2 separate regions of the Homo sapiens genome follow, and region 1 is linked to region 2. A link is a contact called in ENCODE Hi-C or POLR2A ChIA-PET data. All regions are on one chromosome and are shown on one strand. Each heading gives the region's core, a stretch centred on a gene start or an enhancer-like site at or near the end of the contact. The rest is flanking DNA. Distances are from core to core; before and after follow the strand shown.

Evidence for each region. A loop is a pair of places that touch in the nucleus more often than their neighbours do. ChIA-PET counts read pairs that join two places held with the same protein, here RNA polymerase II (POLR2A). Pooled maps may share reads with other maps.
Region 1: a pooled map shows a loop between it and region 2 (3-fold over the local background). The contact joins the promoter of PFKFB3-AS1 here to the promoter of NET1 in region 2. A Hi-C loop is called at or near these places in 1 of 50 pooled maps. POLR2A ChIA-PET finds 5 or more read pairs at or near these places in 2 of 52 experiments (OCI-LY7 and activated T-cell).

The regions. Positions count from the first base shown.
Region 1 is chr10:6,201,504-6,205,694 of GRCh38, forward strand. It overlaps PFKFB3-AS1 (PFKFB3 antisense RNA 1), which reads right to left and starts at 1,254. Exons shown (of 2, transcript XR_007062045.1): 1 at 937-1,254. PFKFB3 (6-phosphofructo-2-kinase/fructose-2,6-biphosphatase 3) reads left to right here and starts at 1,429. Exons shown (of 15, transcript NM_004566.4): 1 at 1,429-1,833. The coding sequence starts at 1,758. RefSeq lists enhancers at 1-99, 654-1,158, 2,898-3,400, silencers at 1-121, 1,152-1,481, 1,532-1,641, 1,762-2,271, 2,502-2,581 and a cis regulatory region at 1,092-1,623.
Region 2 is chr10:5,411,098-5,415,126 of GRCh38, forward strand. It overlaps NET1 (neuroepithelial cell transforming 1), which reads left to right and starts at 1,460. Exons shown (of 12, transcript NM_001047160.3): 1 at 1,460-1,723. The coding sequence starts at 1,596. RefSeq lists a silencer at 1,372-1,801.

The DNA of each region.
Region 1 (4,191 bases), core at 4-2,503, 790 kb after region 2:
GGCCGATGTTGCGCGTTCCGGGGCCCCTCGGCAGGCGGCGGGTCGGGAGGAGTGGAGGCCCGGGTGGGGCGGGCGCGCGGGGCGGGAGCAGCCCCGGTCGCCGCCTGGGCGCGGGCGCCCTCCCTGTGGAGCATGCGGGACGTGAGCGACGTGTGGCAGCCTCTGCGCAGACTTTTCCGCCGCGGTGTAGGTTTCAGCGAGCGCCGCCTTCCCTCCAATCACAGCCCAGCCTCAGCGCTAAGTGTGCACCTCTCTGCAAGGCGGCGCAGCGCTCCCGTACTGAGGCTTCGTTTGCAAAAGTTACATCCGTCCCGGCGCGGGCGGCGGTTCCCCACCAAAAGCAACCCAGATCTTCCCCGCACGCCTCTGACCTGACTGCACGACTGTCACAAGTCGCGAGCTGGTGCAAACTGCGAGGGCCGGGAAAGGAGACGGGGCACGCATGCACCAAAAAGTGGGGAGGCAGAGCTGCAGGGTGTGCAGGATAACGGAGTGAATTTTAGGAGTCTGCCTAATAAGGGGCCGCCCCCAATAGTTTTCCCTCGACTTAGGTAATGAATTGCAGATCGAAATGGGTCTAGTTTTATTCATTCTTCTACTCGGGGCGATAAAGGTTTATTGAATGGTGTACATGGTGAGTGTGAAAACCAGATGCCAGCTGCCCCCAGCCCCAGTCCACTTCAGTCCAGCTCCCCGGGGCTTTCCCGCCCCCTCCTCGTACCCAGCACCGCGGGCCTCTCAAGGTTCCCAGTCTTTGGGCTAGGGGAGGGGAGCAAGGCTCAGTTCAAGTCCAGGTTTCTAAGGGATTCAGCAAAGTGGACAAGGACGAGGTGAGGTGGGAGGATCAGGGAAGCCTCCTCCCCGCGGGTCGCCCGGGTCGTGGCGGGGGATGGGCTCACGGGTATTATCAGGGAGCAGCCTGGCCCATGTCCTTACCTGGACTGCGCCTGCCCCACAGCGCGTGTTAGGAATGCAGAGTATTGGGGCTCCATGGCCCTAAAGGAGCTGCATTGGTAGGATGCACTTTAAGCAGCTTCCCAAGGGATTCGGCTGCGGGGTCCACGGTCTACACTGGGCAGGACTGCGTCTCTGCTCTCCTCCCGGCCAGCACAGTTGAGGTGAGGGGCCGGAATTAGTCGGGGAAGCTGTGCCAGACGTCCCGAGGGGACAACGGGACGAGGGGATAACAGCAGCCAGGACCCTTCAGCAGGGCTGGGCGCGCTCCAGGCCCGGGGCAGGGCGGCGGGAGCTGGTGCACCGCCGTCGCCGGCCCGCAGGGGGAGCTCGCAGGCTGCTTCCCGGCTCGCCCACCCTCCTCCCCACGTGGAAGGGGGCTGGGACCCAAGGAATGCGGCCCGCCCCGAGGCTGACGTACGCGTCTGCGGCCAGCCCGGACTCTTTAAAAGCCGGCGGTGCGCGGGGCATCCCAGCCAAGCCGGAGAGGAGGCGAGCAGCAGGGCCTGGTGGCGAGAGCGCGGCTGTCACTGCGCCCGAGCATCCCAGAGCTTTCCGAGCGGACGAGCCGGCCGTGCCGGGCATCCCCAGCCTCGCTACCCTCGCAGCACACGTCGAGCCCCGCACAGGCGAGGGTCCGGAACTTAGCCCAAAGCACGTTTCCCCTGGCAGCGCAGGAAACGCCCGGCCGCGCGCCGGCGCACGCCCCCCTCTCCTCCTTTGTTCCGGGGGTCGGCGGCCGCTCTCCTGCCAGCGTCGGGATCTCGGCCCCGGGAGGCGGGCCGTCGGGCGCAGCCGCGAAGATGCCGTTGGAACTGACGCAGAGCCGAGTGCAGAAGATCTGGGTGCCCGTGGACCACAGGCCCTCGTTGCCCAGATGTGAGTGCAGCTGCGCGGAGCCGGGTTGCAGGGCGGGCTGCGCCGGGCCGGGCCATTGTGTGGGGCGGCTTTGTGCCGACGCCCCTCTGCGGGGGGCGCGCCCGTGCGGGTCGCGCCGGCGGGGCGGGGCGGAGGCGCGGGCTGCGCGTCCTTGGCCGGGCGGCGGGGGCGCTGTGGCCCTTGTCCCGGTGGCTGCCCCGCCGGCCCGGAAACGGCGAGTGCGCCCGGCCGGGCTGCGTACCCCGAGACGGAGGGACGCGCGCGCCTGGGCAGGCCAGGGAGGGGATCCACATCCTCCGCGATCCCTGTCCTCGACACCCGTCTCGGGCGGCCGTCGCCGGAGCGCAGCCCAGGGACCCGGCCGCTCGCGCCTCCGCCCCTTTTCACCGTCCGGATCTCCTCTCTCTGCATGTTTCCATCTCCTCTCCCGCCTTGCTATGCATTCCTATCCCCTCGCTTCACTTAATAACCTATTTCTCTGTCCTGTTTTCTCTTTCGATATATATGTCTCTGTTTTTCTCTGTTTCTACCTCCTTCCTCTCCCACTGTTTCTTTCTGCTTTTATCTCTTTCTCTCTCCTTCTCTCTCTTCCGTGCATCTCCAGTGCCATGGGGGCGCCCGTGCTGGGGGCGCCAGGAGAGCCACCTGGAGCCACGCCTGTGTCCCCGGCTTTGGGGAGGGTCGGTGGGTTGGTGAGTGCACGGTTGGCGCTGCTCCACGCGCCCCGGGCGCACGCACCCCCCGGTGCTCGGAATTGGCTGGCAGTACCCTGCCCCGCCCCGCCGGTCGCCGCCCCCGCCACCAGCGATCGCTTGGGAGAGGGTTACCTCGAGCTCCACCTCAGCTGCGGAGCGCCGCCGCGGAAAAGGGCGGGTGGGCAGCGCAGAGGGGCGACGCTGCCTCTCCAGGTAATGCGCCCCGGCTCCCATGGGCTGGACAGGGAGCCGCCTGGTGCGGTTTTGCCCAGGTCAGGTCGTAGCCTGAGTAGTGACCGTGGGATCCAGGTGCAAACTCTCGAGGTGGCTTCGGGTCATCCGAAGGCGCCTGAGCGCAGGCGGCTGGCAGGCAGGGTTGCCCGGCTACTACGTTTCTTAGGACGGCCCCCGCGGGACTTGGCAGCTCTCCTGGAGCCCTGCTCGGTCTGAATCACCGGCCTCGTCCAGACCTGCCCCTCTCCCCACACCCACCCCCATGGTGTGCCCTGGGTGGGGACGTCAGCAGATCCACCCTGGTGGACTTCAGGGTTCTGGGGTAGCCCTCAGGAGAGGTCTTGTTCCCCCTCTTTGTGAGGTAGCCCAGGACTGGGGGATGTGGGTGTGTTGCCCAGCCCAGTCAGATGCGCTTGAACTGGGGTGGCCCATGGTTCTCTTGTCTTTGTGTAAAACCTGTAAGTGGAGTGGAATGCAGCTCTTAAATCCCCAGGGAGGTTTGGCCAAGGCCAAATGCAGAAACAACTTTTGCATAAAGCAAGTATTATCTCTATAGCACTTTGTAAACTGCATTGGAGGCTAGTCCCACATATGTAAATACATGTGATTGTATACGAATGCCCACGGGTCTGAGAGGAGTGTCCCGTGACTTCCAGGGCTCTGAGATCTGTTGGCATCAGCTCAGTTGTGATCTTGAGAACTCCAGCGTGCACCAAGGCGTCCTCCCTCCAGGCTTGGATCCTGATCCATTAGACCCCATCAACCTGCACGTCTCACACGCAGTGAGAGATTTGCCTAAGAATCCCTGTCAGAATCATTCAGAGCTGGAGGGTGGGAATTTGGCTAAAGCCAATGGATTAATTCTTTTGTCCCGCCTACTGCTGGTATCCTCCTGTGTGGCTTTGAGGTATAGTCTCAGACACATTCCTTCTTGTAAAAAGATCCGCAGCCTGGGTATCGCACATCCTTATTTCAAGTGGTGGTGTCTTTCTCAGTTTATATAGTCACATTTAACTCTTACTGGAATGGAGGGAAGAAGGTGTTTCTATTTGGTATCTTTCCTGACACCCTCCCTCGATTCTCTAATGGCATTTGGGACATTGGGTGGGTTTTTCTTTCTTCCTTTTTTTTTTTTTTTTTTTTTTGACATGGCGTTTCACTCTGTCACCGAGGCTGGAGTGCAGTGGTGCGATCTCGGCTCACTGCAACTTCTGCCTCCGGGTTTCAAGCGATTCTCGTGCCTCAGTCTCCCGAGAAGCTGGGATTACAGGCGCACGCCGCCATGCCCAGCTAATTTTCATATTTTTAGTAAAGACGGGGTTTCACCATGTTGGCCAGGCTGGTCTTGAACTCCTGACCTCAAGTGATCCGCCCACCTCAGCCTCCCAAAGTGCTGGGATTATAGGCATGAGCCACCACGCCCAGCTGG
Region 2 (4,029 bases), core at 210-2,709:
ACCCAGGAAGTCTAGCTGGCTTCACATCTCAATGTTACTCCCTAATTTCTTACTCTTTTTAAAACAAAAACATTTTTCCCTCATGTTATAAAGGTACTGCAAATTCAATATGTCCTTATTTTTAAAAAAATTAAATGCAAAAAATAAAAATAAAAATTTTGAATACCTAAAGTCTACCTAGAGACATTTTAATACATTGACTTTTTAATACATTTAATACATTTTAATACATTATCTTTTTTCTTTGTATAATCTCTTGTAATTCATAACTTTGAATATACTGAATATACCTCTATACTTCATGTTTTTATTTCAAATTACCAGTATACTATTACATACTTCACACTTCATTTTTGTTGGCTGAAAATATTCTTCTCAGTGGATGAGCTATAAATCATTGTTTATTTAGGTTGTTTTAAATGTTTCTATTATAAACAATGTCATTAATAGCTTCATGTTTATATAATTTTATTTTTTAGGATAAATTTCCATAAGTGGAAATATACTGGCAAAAGAGAAGTGTTTTTTTGTTTTTTTTTTTTTGGAGACGGAGTCTCGCTCTGTCACTGGGCTGGAGTGCAGTGGCACGGTCTTGGCTCAATTCAAGCTCCGACTCTCTGGTTCAACTAATTCTCCTGCCTCAGCCTCCTGAGTAGCTGGGATTACAGGCATGCGCCACTCTGCCCAGCTAAGTTTTGTATTTTAGTAGCGACAGGGTTTCACCATGTTGGCCAGGATGGTCTTGATCTCCTGATCTCGTGATCCGCCTGCCTCAGCCTCCCAAAGTGCTGGGATTACAGGCGTGAGCCACAGCGCCCGGTCAGGAGAAGCTATTTTTAAAGACTTTGACACATATAAAGCAATATTTAAAATCAAAGAAAGTGTAATTTGTTTAACAATTTTTTTTTTACTTGAAGCGGTCTTTTATTTTATATTATGTCTTTTGCTGACTTTTACAAGCAAAGGATGAAGTCACTTCATTCTGTTTTGCTAGGGAGAGACTGTGTCATGCTTATTGGAAGACATAAGGGCTCATAATTAGATTTTGCTGGTTCCCTAGAGACAGTCCCGGGAACACACTTGCATAACCTTTGGTAATTGGAAATATATCTCATATTGGCCACGTGCACAATAATTCAGTGTGAATATGGCCAATAAACATGCCTTGTTTACAGGTCATTAGTTTGGACCTCTCTTCTCCTCAAATGCTAAGAAAGATCTGGTGAATTAAAATGCTTCCAGTCCATTTGCCTTGGCCTGTAGTGAAAGTCCTAATGAACAATGAAGGAGGTACCGGGCCTTAGGGACTCAGGGATGCGCTCAGGAGTTAAGGGCAAATTTTCCTAGGTTCTTTCCTAGGCAAGTAGATCCCGGGAGCGGTGGAGGGGCGGGACTCCACGTCTCCTAGGAACCGCTGCGCGCTCACTGATTGGCTGATCGCTGCTCAGCCGCCATTTTCAAATCCCCGGATGACGGCGGTGGCGGCTGCAGTCCGCTGACAGGCGCTTTCTGCCTGGCAGAGGCTGGCGGGCATCGTGCCCGTCCCTGCCGGTCTCCCGGGCACCCGGCCACCGCCCCACCCCCTCCTCCGTGCCATGGAGCCCGAGCTGGCGGCTCAGAAGCAGCCTCGACCGCGGAGGCGAAGCCGCCGGGCCTCTGGGCTCAGCACGGAGGGAGCGACGGGGCCTTCGGCCGACACCTCCGGGTCGGAGCTGGACGGGAGGTGAGTGTGGGGGAGGGGAGGGCCGAACGGGAGGTGAGTGTAGGGGAGCGGAGGGCCGAACGGGAGGTGAGTGTTGGAGAGGCAAGGGCCGGGGGGAGGGGAGGGCTGGCCGGGAGTTGGATGTGGGGGGCGGCGAGTGGGGGTGTTGGTGAGGGCCAGGGGGAGGCGAGGGCCGCTGGGAGGTGAGTGGGGGGTGGGGGAGGTGACCGCGGGGTTGGGGGGGGGGACGGGGGCCGCTGGAAGTGAGGGTGGCACAGGCTGGAGTGACAGTGTGCCTGGCCTTGGACCGAGGTCGGTCCTGAGACCCCAAACTGCGATTTTCCCTGCCTGTGGCAAAGGGGCGGGTTTATTGAGTCTCCTCGCCTCCTGACTGTTTCTCAGGGGAGACTTAGGAAAAACCACAATGGTTTTGTTCTGCACACCCAACTGGCTGTAGGCTGGCGTTCCCAAATGCCTTTGCTCAGACCGAAACTGTCATGGTGAGCACCACGAGAATGGGCTTCCATGTCCTGAGAAAGAAAAGACTAAGGGATAAGTTGACTTCGGGATATGTTATGAGATGCCTATTAGAGAGTTCATCACAACCATTTTCGTGTTTTTTCTTTTTACTTTTTGTGGAAGTATACATTGAAATGAGAGTGTATGACTCGTGTTTGGCTCAGTGAAATTTCACAAAGCGAAGCTCAGGGGATAGCTAGTGAATTAGGAGGAAGGGAACCAAGTGAGAACAGTATCCAGGAGGCCAAATGAAGAAAGAATTTCAAGAAGAGGACGTGGCGAGCTATGTCAGATGTTATTGATAGGTCAAATAAAATGAGGATTAAGTAAAATAAGATGAGGATTAAGCTAGATGAGGAATGAAAATTAAATTTGGTAATGAGAAGAGAGTATTGATCTTAGATGGTTTCCAAGAATGGTTACAATATCGAACTTAGAGTGTTTTGCAACAGGTTGAGAAGAGAATGTGCGATTTGTTCAGAAAATAATGTGAGTGCCAACACTAGGAATATGGAAATGGAAAAATACTCTTGTTACTATTTAAGATTTATAATCTAGTGGGGAAGAAAGATAAGTAGGTTAATAATTATTATAATATGTGATAAAAGTTATTATAGTGATATACACAGAATGCCGTAGATTAAAAGGAACACTTAATCCTGACTGGAGAGAATAGGAAATGATTTCCTATTGTAATCCCTGAGTCTTTAAGGACCAGTTTAGAGAGCAGATGTAAATGGATGATTTCAGGCAGAGAAGCATGTAGAAAGGCCCTGAAGCAAATGAGTCTGATGAGTTCTGGGTATATATTCTATTTTATTACTATATTAACAGTGATATTTGTATAGAGGAGAGGAAACCAATATGGGGAGAAGGAGGAGGTAGTCATGAGAGATGATGCTAAAGAGGTAAGCGCCACATCATGAAGAGACCTTGTATGCCTTGACAGAGTTTGGGTTTTATCTTCATGGTAATGGGGAAATACTGAAAGACTTTAAATGAGCCAATGGCATGACATATTTGCATTTTAAAAGATCAGTTTGCCTTCCATGAGAAAAATAAGCAACATTTTGGAGTCATCTCACTCTTCATATTTTATGAAAACTATTCCCCAAAAATGTGCACATATACATAAACATTTCAGGAGATTTGTGGACCCAGCTGTGTATACCAAATTAAAATTTCCAAGTTTAGCTGATGGATTGGTAGGAAATCAGTCTGCAGTAGTCTAAATGAAAAAATGATTGTTCGAATCTGATAGCTGGCAATGGGATTGGTGAAGAGAAGTTTCACTGCAACAGGAAGACAAGAAAGAATAGAGAGAAATAACACAATTTTGTGGGATAGACTCTTAAGAAAGAATAAATTCCCTTGATGTGCTGTGCTGAGTTAACAAATAGAGGGAGAGGTTGAACAGACAGTAGAGGAGAAAAATGGTTGAACAAGGATCCAAGAAGGCAGAAAAGGACAGAATCCAAATTCAAGGTAGAGGATTTAGCCTAACAAGAAGCTATGGATGATATATAGTTTTGAAGAATGGGGTGTGTTGTGAGCAGGAATTTGAGGACTTTCCCACCAGGCCTCTATTTTTTGTGTGAGGTAGGAAATGATACATTGTGAGAAAAGCGTAGTAACACAGGCAGCATGAGGAGAGTGAGACACAGTTAGAAGAACCATGGAGAGAAAATGGAGAATTAAATAACATATTCCTTTTCCAGAAAAGATGTAAGATCATCTACAAGAATACGTAAAATATTACAAGATAGTATTAATTGTGAGGCAAGAAGCAACTAAGCACTGTATCAGAT